Linked DNA regions of Homo sapiens: all the other regions are linked to region 1. A link is a contact called in ENCODE Hi-C or POLR2A ChIA-PET data. All regions are on one chromosome and are shown on one strand. The core of a region is the stretch at or near the end of the contact, and the rest is flanking DNA. Distances in the headings are between cores, read along the strand shown.

Evidence for each region. Hi-C counts contacts between places; a loop is a spot of excess contacts on that map. ChIA-PET counts read pairs that join two places held with the same protein, here RNA polymerase II (POLR2A). Pooled maps may share reads with other maps.
Region 2: a loop to region 1 is called in a map of CD4-positive, alpha-beta T cell, with 6 times the contacts of the local background. The contact joins the promoter of SAYSD1 here to the promoter of ZFAND3-DT in region 1. A Hi-C loop is called at or near these places in 1 of 168 maps with a recorded cell type or tissue (CD4-positive, alpha-beta T cell), 1 of 37 single-sample maps with no recorded cell type and 7 of 50 pooled maps. POLR2A ChIA-PET finds 5 or more read pairs at or near these places in 2 of 52 experiments (activated CD4-positive, alpha-beta T cell and activated CD4-positive, alpha-beta memory T cell).
Region 3: a loop to region 1 is called in a pooled map, with 15 times the contacts of the local background. The contact joins the promoter of SRSF3 here to the promoter of ZFAND3-DT in region 1. A Hi-C loop is called at or near these places in 7 of 50 pooled maps. POLR2A ChIA-PET finds 5 or more read pairs at or near these places in 2 of 52 experiments (CD4-positive, alpha-beta memory T cell and MCF 10A).

Annotation. Positions count from the first base shown.
Region 1 is chr6:37,817,551-37,821,408 of GRCh38, reverse strand. ZFAND3-DT (ZFAND3 divergent transcript) reads left to right here and starts at 2,022. Exons shown (of 2, transcript XR_007059569.1): 1 at 2,022-2,831; 2 at 2,919-3,858. ZFAND3 (zinc finger AN1-type containing 3) reads right to left here and starts at 1,682. Exons shown (of 6, transcript NM_021943.3): 1 at 1,393-1,682. The coding sequence starts at 1,463. RefSeq lists silencers at 1,056-1,225, 1,386-1,615, 1,656-2,035 and enhancers at 1,314-2,116, 2,086-2,475.
Region 2 is chr6:39,113,243-39,117,100 of GRCh38, reverse strand. It overlaps SAYSD1 (SAYSVFN motif domain containing 1), which reads left to right and starts at 1,915. Exons shown (of 2, transcript NM_018322.3): 1 at 1,915-2,218. The coding sequence starts at 2,012. RefSeq lists an enhancer at 2,032-2,321.
Region 3 is chr6:36,592,230-36,596,087 of GRCh38, reverse strand. SRSF3 (serine and arginine rich splicing factor 3) reads right to left here and starts at 1,726. Exons shown (of 6, transcript NM_003017.5): 1 at 1,607-1,726. RefSeq lists enhancers at 1,439-1,668, 1,269-1,950, 2,059-2,218.

The DNA.
Region 1 (3,858 bases), core at 773-3,272:
TTTCAAATCAAAATGAAGGGAAGACTAGAAATATTTTCACATTTTTAGGACTTTTTATATGCCACAACTTATTTTTGACTAATGTCCTTCCACAGGGAAATTTTTGAGAAAGGCAGAAAAATGAGAAAATGAAAATCCACTTCTTTGTCATAACCTTGAGATACGACAACTTCCACAGAAGTCTACATTAAGATCCACTTTCTAATCTTTCTCTGCACTCCCAAAATTACTCTTAATTTCTGTTAACCATTCCTACAATATGGGAGATAGCAAAGGGAAAACTACTTCCATACTTCTTCCCAAGATGTCCTCACCAGAAACAATCTTCCTTCCTGCCTCTATGTCTCCAAATATACGGAATCTCTCAAAAAATAAAACTAAAACAAAACGATAAAAGAGAAAAGGGACTCAAATCACAAAAGCCAGCCTTCAAAGTCTCCAGCTTTCTTACTGCAGAACTACAGTCATGTGGTATGATGGAGGCACCTGTTAGGTGGCAATCCATGAAGCTTAAAGTGTTACCAGGAGAATTTAAACAGTAATGGGGGGAGGAAGAGGAGCTGATTTCCCACCTCACATTTTTTTCGCCTTAACACATGATGGCCAAACAATATATGCTACCCACTGTCAACATTTTTATCATTTTTACTTAAATTGAGAAAGAGGAGAATTTGAGAGCCAACTGAGGAAACTGGATCTCATATTCCCCAATCCAGGCTGACTTCAGGTTTTGTGTGGTTTTTTTCTTCCTTTTTGACAAGGAAATTTTACATATCTCCTGAAACGTGTTTTACATGAAGGTGAGACCTCAACAATCTTATAACTTTACCCCAGCCTGGTTCTGGACTCGGTTTTTACAAACGGGTGACGTGTGAATAGCTTCCTAAAAGCAAATGGGGCACTGGGATATAATCTAGGAAGTGATGATGCAAGTCTCCGGAGGACGGGGAGGAGGGGAGGTGAAGAAGTCAGAGGAAATACCCTCCTAGTGCCTGGGCACCAACTCACGCCCCGGGAGGGAGGAAGGGCTGGCTTCCACATGCCCACGGAAGGGGCACCCCTGCTCCTCCCGGAGCGGTCAACGCCGCCCCCTCATCCCTCCCCGCCGCCCTGCCCCCCTCACCCGTGGCCCAGGAGGCCCCCGTGGGCCCGAGCTTCAGGCCGGCGAGTCCCAAAGGGTAGCAACGCACCCCCGGCAGGGCCTTCTCTGCCCACCCCCAGCTCCCCACCCGGCACCCCTCCCCGGAACGCGACCCCCACCCCCTCCCCGTAGGCCCGGGCTGGGCCCAGCCTCCAAGGTTCCGGCCTCCCGGGCCCCGAGGCCTGCCCAGGCTGCCCTGGCGTCTGCGCCCCCGGCCCCCGCCCCCCGCCCCCACCCGGCCGGGCACTTACCCCCAGAAGCCGCAGGGACAGCGAGGCGGCAGGCTGGGCGCTTTGCTGCGCTCGCTCCCAGCGTCTCCCATGGTGCTCGGCGGCGGCGGAGCTCGGCGGCGGCAGCGGTGGCGGCGGCTGGGCCCGGGCCCCGCTCTGAGGAGGCGGTGGCGGCGGCGTCGGGGGGCTCGGGGCGGGGGGAGGGGGAAGGAGCGGGCGCGCGGGCGGGCGCGAGTCCGGGGCTCGGAGCCGGGATTCCAGGCCGGTCAGCTGGAGGCGGGCCGCACCACTCGGCCTGCGGAGACGGGGAGGGGGCGGAGAGGCGCGGAGAGAAGAAGGAGGGAGCCGAGGAGGAGGGGCGTGCGGACGCACCGAGGACCGCGGGGGAGGAGGGACACAGACGCCCTCGGCGGGTCTCACCGCCGCTCCCCAGCCAGAGAGATGTCCTGTGCGGTGGCGCAGGGAAGGACCGGAGCCCCCCGCCGGCTCCGGAGTCGCAGCGGCCGCTCTGAAGCCCCGGGCCCTGCTGTCTCCGTAACACCGTCCCCTCCCCCGGAGGCTGCGCTGACCGGACAATGGCCGCTCCGCCCCCTCCCCGGCGTGCGCCCCTCCCGAGGAGTCACAATGGTCTCGCCCGGGGGAGCCAACGCCAAAGCCCAGCCGCTGATCAGCTGGGATCCGGGCGTGCCACTTCGTTCCGCGCCTCAAAGGCGGAGTGCGGGGCTGTGGGAGAAAACGAGAGCCTCGGGCTGTCGCCCGGCGACGGGCGGCTGAGGCCTTCGTATTCTTAGAACTTTTAGAATCTGAAGCAAACTTATCTTCCCCCTGTCTGAAGAAGGGGAGCAGGTTTCTGAGTACTCCGGGGCGCGGTGCCTCCCCCTAAACGCGAATGGTGCGCTCCAAGCGGGAGGGGGAGGAGCAGATTAGTTGTGTAGGGTAAATTGGGCCAGTCCCAGAGTGGCGGCGCATGCGCCCGTAGAACCCGTAACCGAGTGCGAGGAGGGGCCTGGGGGAGCAATGCCAAACGCGGAAGTGGAGCTCTGGCTTCCCGGGGGCGTCGGAGTCAAGGTCCCTGGAGCTGCCGCTCTGGCTCCTGGGCGATTCCGGGGAGCCATTCTCCCCAATTTGCCAACTCCCTGGGCATCTCTCTCTCTCTTCCTGGTCCCGCCACACCCAAACAACTCTTATAGTTCCACCCGGTATACTGGTCTCTTGACAGGAACTTTTGGGAAATGCCCCTCCCCCAGCCCCTTGTCTGGGGCAACTTCCTTGTCTCTTCTCCCCCACCGGTGTTGGGGAGTTCCTTGTCTCCACTCCCAACCACAGAGCCACAAGTACATTATCTATGCCCAGGCGAGTCCCTATGCCCAGGCTAGGAGAGCCGCACTTCTTCCTACAGCTGACACGTTTGGTTTTTGGAGGGGAAAGGGGAGCTGTAGCTGAATCAGTAATGGAAATTGGTAAGTGACCAAAGAAGTTTGAGACACTAAAAAAATGAGTCCTTTAACGATCCTAGTCCTTGATCCTGAGCTCATTCTGATCTCCAGTTAGTCATGAACAGAGAAATCGATTATTGATGACTAATTCAACACGGAGGCAACATCCTCCAGACCTTTTGGAGACCCATCGCTGAGGAAGACTTCCTGGCTCTTAGGAATAGCTGCCGTATACCCTCCTTGCCTGTCGGGTATATCAGAGCCTCAGAGAGACTATTACCTAGATTAATTTGATTACCAAATGTTGCTATCTTATTTCTTTATATACCAAATCACATTTCTGTTTGTGCATACTGTGTGGGTTTGTTAACATTGATGTTTATTTTGGCCTCTAAAGAGCAAGGATCGCATTTAGCTTAATATGCCACAGATGCTGTTGATGGTGAAGTTAATGATTGCAAAAATCAAGCACTTAAAGCCAAAACACCCTAAAATGTGAGTGCTGATTTATTATGCACAATGTTTAGTTTTAATTTGGTGGATTTTCCAAAGCCTTCAATAAGTATATCTGTAAGAAAGTGCATAGAAAAAGCCGGACGCTGTGGCTCACGTCTGTAATCCCAGCACTTTGGGAGGCCAAGACGGGTGGATCACCTGAGGTCAGGAGTTCGAGACCAGCTTGGCTAACATGGTGAAACCCCGTCGCTAGTTAAAAAAAAAATACAAAAACTTAGCCGGGCATGGTGGCACGCGTGTAATCCCAGCTACTTGGGAGGCTGAGGCAGGAGAATCGCTTGAACCCGGAGGGCGGGTGTTGCAGTGAGCCGAGATCATGCCATTGCACTCCAGCCTGGGCAACAAGAGCGAGAGCGAAACTCTGTCTCAAAAAAAGAAAGAAAGAAAGAAAAAATGCATAGAAAGGATAAAGCCATACAGCACACCTTGCTCTCATTGGATTCATATTACCCTTAAATCTTCATTTAAGCCGACATAAAATTCCCACATGCGTGAGATACTTAACAGCCTTTGAGTTTAACAAAGATTAAGTGGG
Region 2 (3,858 bases), core at 666-3,165, 1.3 Mb before region 1:
TGCTCAGGGCATGTGTGTATGTATATGGGGGGGCAGGAGGAGTGGGGTAGTAATGGAAGAAACCTGTCATCCTTTTTTTTTTTTTTTTTTTTTAATAGCGATGAGGTCTTGCTATGTTCCCCAGGCTGGTCTTGAACTCCTAGGTTCAAGCGATCCCCCTGCCTTGGCCTCCCAAAGTGCTGGGATTATAGGCGTGAGCCACGATGGCTGGCCCTGTCATCCTTGATACCTTTTTTCCTCACATTCCACATCCAATCCGTCTCACACCATGTTGGCTCAGGTCTTCAAAATACATTCAGAATCTGACCAATTCTCGTGACCTCCATCACTACCACTCTAGCTCAAACTACTACAGTTTCTCATTCTACCATATTTATTCCTAACTAGTTTCCCTTCTTCTATTCTTGCAATCTTCCAGGGTCCCACCTCCATCAGCCAGTGTAATCCTTTAAAAATATGTCATATCATATCATCTCCTGCTCAAAATCCACTAACTGCTTCCCACCACACTTAGTCTTCACCATGGCCTACAGGGCCTTACATGCACGATCTTGCCCCTGGCATCTTTATTTTCTGTCACTCTTTCCTCCCTCCCTCCCTCCCTCTCTCCCCCTCTCTCCCTCCTTCCCTCCTTCCCTCCCTCCCTCCCTGCCTCCCTCTCCCTCCTTCCAATCCAGTCATAACAGCCTCCCTGATGTTCTGTGAACAAGTCAAGCGTGCTATTTGAGGCCTCGGGACCTTTGCACTTGTTCCTCTGACTGAAACACTCCTGTTCAGATATCTACATACCTCACTCATTTAAGTCTATGCCCAAATGACAAACCTTCAGGGAGGTCTTCTCTAATACCTCCACCATTGCCTACTTTGCTTCACTTTTCTTCACAGCACTTATCAGTACCTGATATGACATGAAATATGTAGATACACATTTGTTTATTGTCTGTATTTCCATTTGGAGTGTAAGCTCTAAGAAAACAGGTTTTTGTTTGTTTTTTCCTTTCATCCCAGCATCCCCAGTGCCTGTGACTTTAGACAGAGCAGGCCCTAGGTAAACGTCTGTTAAATGAATGGATGACTCTGTTCTAATTTGTCTAATTTCTCGAGTCACCCTCAGCCAGATCCAACAAATATTTGAGTCTTAATTATGTAAGTGACACTTAGCTAGATGCTTACAGCTTTAAGAACGTATAAAACAGCCCCTAACCTGAACTGTGTCCTTTTGGGAGGGTACTGATTGGGAGAGGGCACAAGGAAACTCCCAGAGTACAGAAATGTTCTTTCTCTCCATCTGGGTGGTAGTTACACAGGTGCATACATAAGAGCAAATCTACTGAGTCATATTCTTAAGATGTGTATTTTATGTTGCACCCCAATAAAAGTTTTTGTTGTTGGTTTTTTTAAGGTTCTGACGTATCTAGACACAAAACGAGATAATTTCCCAACGTGGCAAGACCAATGATGGAGCTGCACAGCCTGCTTTGTGAGCAGTGAGAAAGTCACCCTCCAGGTACTAAGATTGGCATACCCTTTCCTTGATAAGAGAAAAAGGGTAAGATGTAGCCTGTTATTCCTCTGACGCTGGAATGTCGTAGAGATCACGGGCCTCTCCTAACCCCTGGAACCATCTTCTCACTGTGGCGCTGTTCATTGGGGCCCAGCAACAGAGATCCCGAATACAGGACGCTGGATCAGTGGGGCCTCGAGCCCTTAAGTGAGATGCAGCAAGGCAGAGCGGCCTTTGGGAGAGGGCAATGGGGCAGCCCTGTGCTTTAGACTTGGCTTGAGGAGGTGACACTGTGTCCACGTGCCTGTGAAGAGAGAACGGCTGAGTATACACGCGACCCGCCAGACTTCACAAACGGAGGAGACGCGGGTCACACCAGTGCGCATGCTCAGCAGGGGCTTCTGCCACGCAGGCGCACGGCGGCCGGCGCGGGCCGAGCGGAGGCAACTGCTGTGCGGCCTGCGGGCGCGCGCTCCCTTATCGGCCAACGGACGCGAGGCGCGCGCCATGGAACAGCGGTTAGCTGAGTTTCGGGCGGCGCGGAAACGGGCGGGTCTGGCGGCCCAACCCCCTGCTGCCAGTCAGGGCGCACAAACCCCAGGAGAGAAGGCGGAAGCAGCAGCGACTCTAAAGGCAGCCCCAGGCTGGCTAAAGCGGTTCCTGGTATGGAAACCTAGGCCCGCGAGTGCCCGGGCCCAGCCCGGCCTAGTTCAGGTGAGACGATGGAAACTTCGGCCCTAGGACCTGGCCTCGGAGCCACAGTCGAGGGCGCGGCCCTAGCTGCCGGGGGTGTGGCCCTAGCTGCCGGAGGCGGGGCTACTGGCCCCCCATCCTGATCGAGGGCCGGACCGCTCATCTCCGGCCACACGTGTCAGCACTGTTACCAGTTTTGACATTTTCTTTCCAGCCCGCGACCCACGCAGGTCCTGATTCCAGCGAGAGTCGAGGGTCCTGGGAGAAAGCACCTCTGCTCTTAAATTATTCACTCCGAATTGAGTTATCGTGACGCCCTGTGGCATTGGGAAACCTCTCCACAACCAAGTTGAGCCACAGCCCTCTGCTAATGGAGGAGGGTAAAAGGTCTAATTGGATACCGATCACAAGTAGCAGTAATTAAAACTTCATTTGATTCGCACCTGGGGCACATGCAGCTAGTAGCCCAGATAGCCTGTGACTTAGAAATGCGTTTGAATACAGAATTTACCAAAGTGTGGTAGCTGTAACTGCCGGTAGTGGCAGAAGCTTATTCCAGTTCCATAGTGAATGTTCAAGACACAAACAAAAAAAAGTGATTTAGTATGATAACCTTTTCACATTTAATTGTTTTGGTAATCTCTTGTTTTGCAGATGAATTTAATTTGCATCCTTTTGTGTTTTCATTTAGTTTTAACTCAGTAAAATGGTAAGGTGGCTTGCAGTGAGGTTGAAATGTCTATGTGGAAATACAAGACAAAACATATCAAGGGATGAGTGCTTTGTAACAATTTGTGCCCAGTGCTTTGTTCCTCATAAGTGCAATAAGAACTAAAAAATTCCTTTTAAAATGAAAATATACTGGAAGAAAAGTGTACCTTGCTCACCTTAAAATTATTTCCTGTAAGTTCATCTATTATTGCACAACATTTGATTTGAGGGAATTTTTAAAAATTACTGAACCTATTACTCAATTTTGATTTGATATTCTCAGTGATATACAGGATTCCAGCTGACTTGCAGAAAGGTGAAAAGAGCGCAGCAGAGTTCAGACAATCCATTTCCTTGTGTGCAGTTTGTGTTAATTGTCTTTGGATAATTTTATTGTTGACTAGAACTTTCTAAGTACAACACTTGCTTAAGATTTTAGAAACCATTTCCCTTATTCTTTTTCTCTCTGCAGTTAAAAAACAATGTCTAACCCATGCAATGAACTTTTGACTGTATGTCTCATTTCCAAAGGAATGAGATCATTGAGGTGGACCCAGAGAAACTGAATTCAGAGAAAAACTTCCATTATTGAGAACCCAAACGCTGATTGCCAGACAAAAGGATGAGAGGAAATGCTGGACCTCCAGTTTCTTGTTAATTGCTCTGTTTTTCCATAAGGGACTCTGCCTTAAGCTCATTTTCATTGACTTATCATTTCTGGGTTTGCTCTGGTGTGAAAATTCTCATTTAATTTTTTTTCTTCAGATTCTGCCTCTAGTTTAGAAAAGAAAAAGTCTAATTTACAATTCATGTCAGACAATTTTGATGGCACACTGTGGCCTGTCAGAGATTTCTTTAGCATTCTATTTTTTTAAATTATTTTTAATTTTTGTTTTTTTAATTGAAACAGCTTTATTGAAATAAGGTTTACATACTACAGAATTTATCTC
Region 3 (3,858 bases), core at 477-2,976, 1.2 Mb after region 1:
CCGGGCATGGTGGCGCACACCTGTAGTCCCAGCTACTCGGGAGGCTGAGGCAGAACAATCGCTTGAACCCGCGAGGCGGAGGTGGCAGTGAGCCGAGATCGCGCCACTGCACTCCAGCCTCGGCGACAGAGCGAGATTCCATCGCCAAAAAAAAACCACAAATAAATAAATAAATAAATGCCTATTTTGGTCATTTGGAACTATAGGAACAAGGCTAGTATCAAATGTCATTAGATAGACCAGAGTCTTACGCGGTAAAAATTTATCAAGCAACGAGACCAACTTTACAGTTTTTTAAAAAATGTAAACTCATAGTAGCACTTATTCACAGTAGCCCAAAGATGTTAACCCAAATGTCCATCAACAGAAACGGATAAGCAAAATGTGGTATAGACATAAAATGAGTATTATTCAGAATGATGTACTGACAAATCCTCCAACGTTGGAAAATCTTGAAAACATTACGCTAAGTTAAAGAAGCCAGACATAAAAGTACACGATTCCATAAATACTAAATATCTAAAATAGCTAAGTTCAGAGAGACAGGAAGATTAGTGGTTGCTAGGGACTAGAGGAAGGGGGACAGGGAATCTGGGAGTAAGTGCTCAATGGGTAGTAGTCTCCTGCGGGGGGAGGTGACGGAAATGTTTTGGAACTACGTGTAAGTGATGATTACACAACACTGAATATACTAAATACCACTTAAAGATAATTTCACTTTAATAAAAAATTACAAAGAGATATTTGCTACTAAAAAATTTACTGCACTTTGGGGACTTATTTTTTTGTTCTTCCTTGGCGGACTTGTATTTGATAAAGCTTTATTACTGAGTCACTTCGACGATGAATCTGATAAACTTGTAGACCAGTTTCAATTACATAAAAACCATCTACTCAATAATTCAGCTGAAGTGCTTTCCATAAACACCACGTTCTTCTTACTCTGGGCTTGTCTAATTAAAATATCCAGTCCAGACACATCCTATTTGCCGTGACCACACCCTGTGCCCAGGAGTAAGTTCTAAGACCAAACCACTGGTGAAAATTTTTAAAAACACTGCTGGCACCTGTCTTAAGCCTCCATTTTAATGGGAAGCGATGAAAGAACGAATCTTAAGTTCAAGGAAGATCTTTCGGTCTTAGAAAAAGGTGATTAGATTCAGGCTGCAAAATCTGAAACTACATGAAAGTAAGGTGACTACGGGGGCCATTTAATATGAACTGAAAGGTCCGGTCTTGGTTAGTGACTTTACAAAAACATTCTGAGAAGCTTCCCAATTAAATGAGGGGCCAAAAAAAAAAAAGGCGCCATAAAAATAAAAAGGCCGTGACCTGGAATACAACTCGGCTATCGGCTCCCCTTTGTGGTTCCCAACTCCCAGGTAACCCCCATCCTGGCTCATGCCCCAATGAGGAATATAAAGACTTCCACTCCAAGACTAGGAAACCCTCCGATGGGCCGGGAGCCCCCGCCACCGCCCCGTGCTGAACGTCACAAAATGGCGGCGGCGCCTCTTTGTCTCAATCTGGCGCCGCCATTGGGCCTGGCTCCTTGGTACTGTTAAATTCCATTTCCACCTCATTCCCTCTTTCGCTGGTCTCTTACCGAGATCTAGGGTTAAAAAATGCGGCGGCTCAAATCCACACGCTCCGATGAGTCTTCCCGCTTTCCTCCGGCCCAACACCAACCAACTCTCTCACTCACCCGGCGTCCACGAAATGGCGGACCACCGCCTTCTCCTCGCCTTTATTTATACGCCATACTGGAATCACATGATTGGACGGGCTCCCCCAATGAGAAGCAGAAGAGGCCGTGACGTATGGCTACAAACGCAGCGAGAGCCGCGGTTGCTGGGAGCGCGCTCTGGCGGTTGCGCCGGGTGGGTGGAGACGTGCGTCGGCGCGCGCTCGTTGTAACAGGCCTGGTGCTCCCTCGAGCGTTCCTCCCGGTCTGTCGACCTCCAGGTTACCCACAGACTCCTCTTCCTCACCTCCAAATAGGCTAGGGCTTCATAAACAGCACCGTCGCCGTCACGCTCAAACACTAATAGGAGCCGTTGGCCCCTAACAAGATTAAGAGATGAATTAATTAAGTGCTTCACCCTTGTGAGCGGTTAGTCTGGAACTAAGAGCATCGCGTTTACAAACAGGTCACGGAGCTGTTTGTGACCCAGCTGGCACCAGACTGTGGCCGCCTAGATTCCACACTGAAGGAAAAGCCTGGTTTGGAAAGTTTGCCCAACTCTTGCTGGTTTCTCGTCTCTCAAGCAAACTTGCAGGACTTGGCGCCGACAGCAAAGGAGACCGGTCAGGTGACCTGGAAACTATCACCTTTAGCAAACACCCGGAAAGGGAAGTTTCTGAAGAAGATTGAATGTAAATTCTGGCCCCCAAGCAAATGCCAGGAGGGGTATCTCGAGCCTTTCTCCTAGCAGCCGTTGCACTGCCTGGCATGTATTTTGTCCGGGCCACTTCCCTTACGAAGACAGAGCCGCAAGAGTAATTAAGGGGAGAGAGACTGTGATTGGGTTAGAAAAATCACCAAGGGCCGGGCGCGGTGGCTCATGCCTGTAATCCCAGCACTTTGGGAGGCCGAGGCAGGCGGATCACTTGAGGTCAGGAGTTCAAGACCAGCCTGGCCAACATGGTGAAATCCCGTCTCTATTAAAAATACAAATGGCCGGGCATGGTGGCAGGCGCCTGTAATCCCAGCTACTTGGGAGGCTGAGAGCAGGAGAATCGCTTGAACCCAGGAGGCGGAGGTTGCCGTGAGCTGAGATCCTACCACTGCACAAAAAAAAAAAGAGAGAAAAAGAACCTGTCTTTTTATTTATTCCCTCTTAGCTGAAAGATATGCCAATTATTATGTTTTTTTTTTTCTTTTTTCTTTTTTTTTTTTTCTTGAGATGGAGTCTCGTTCTGTTGCCCAGGCTGGAGTGCAATGGCGCGACCTCGGCTCACTGCAAACTCCGCCTCCCGGGTTCAAGCGATTCGCCTACCTCAGCTTCCCGAGTAGCTGGGATTACAGGCACCTGCCACCACACCCGGCTAATTTTTGTATTTTTAATAGAGACGGGGTTTCACCATGCTGGTCAGGCTGGTCTCGAACTCGCCACCTCAGGCGATTCTCCCGCCTCGGCCTCCCAAAGTGCTGGTATTACAGGCGTGAGCCACAGCACCCGGCCAGCCAATTAATATGTTTTAACTTTCCCAGGTATTTTTCTTTTGAAGCCTTACCTCTTATTGTGGTTCTAAAAGGTTTATCTGTAGTGGAGGAAAAAAATACAGATTTATTACATCTCAGCCTAGTTTCCTCACCTGTAAAAGGGGAGAAGGGGATCCTAGCAAACCTTTTCTTATTTCTCTCTCGTCTAGATTTTTTTTTCTGGCTCACTTATATTTGCCTTGATTTGTTCCCCTCCTCTATGTAAGCTTTTCTCCTCTTTTTCATTTTCTTTCCTTCTATCAAATCAAAGGCTCTGGAGTCAGGCAGTCCTGGATTTGGCCCCAGCCCCCACTGCTAGTTACTGGCTGAAGCATCCTGAGAAGAACGTTTAACCTCTCTATTTCCTCTGTATAAAATAACCCCAGGCTTGCAGCGTTACAGATGTTAGGTTTTGTCACTTTGGCCAATTGTGGTCACACCTGCATCCCCAGGGCTTGGAAACGATACAGCAGTCAAGCAATACATATTTGTTTATTTTTAGTTAGTTATTTATTTTTGAGACTCTGGGTCTGGCTCTGTCACCCAGGCTGGAGTACAGTGGTTCGATCTCGCCTCACGGCAACGTCCACCTGCCGGGCTCGAGCAATTCTCCTACCTCAGCCTCCCCAACGACTAGGACCACAGGCGCGAGC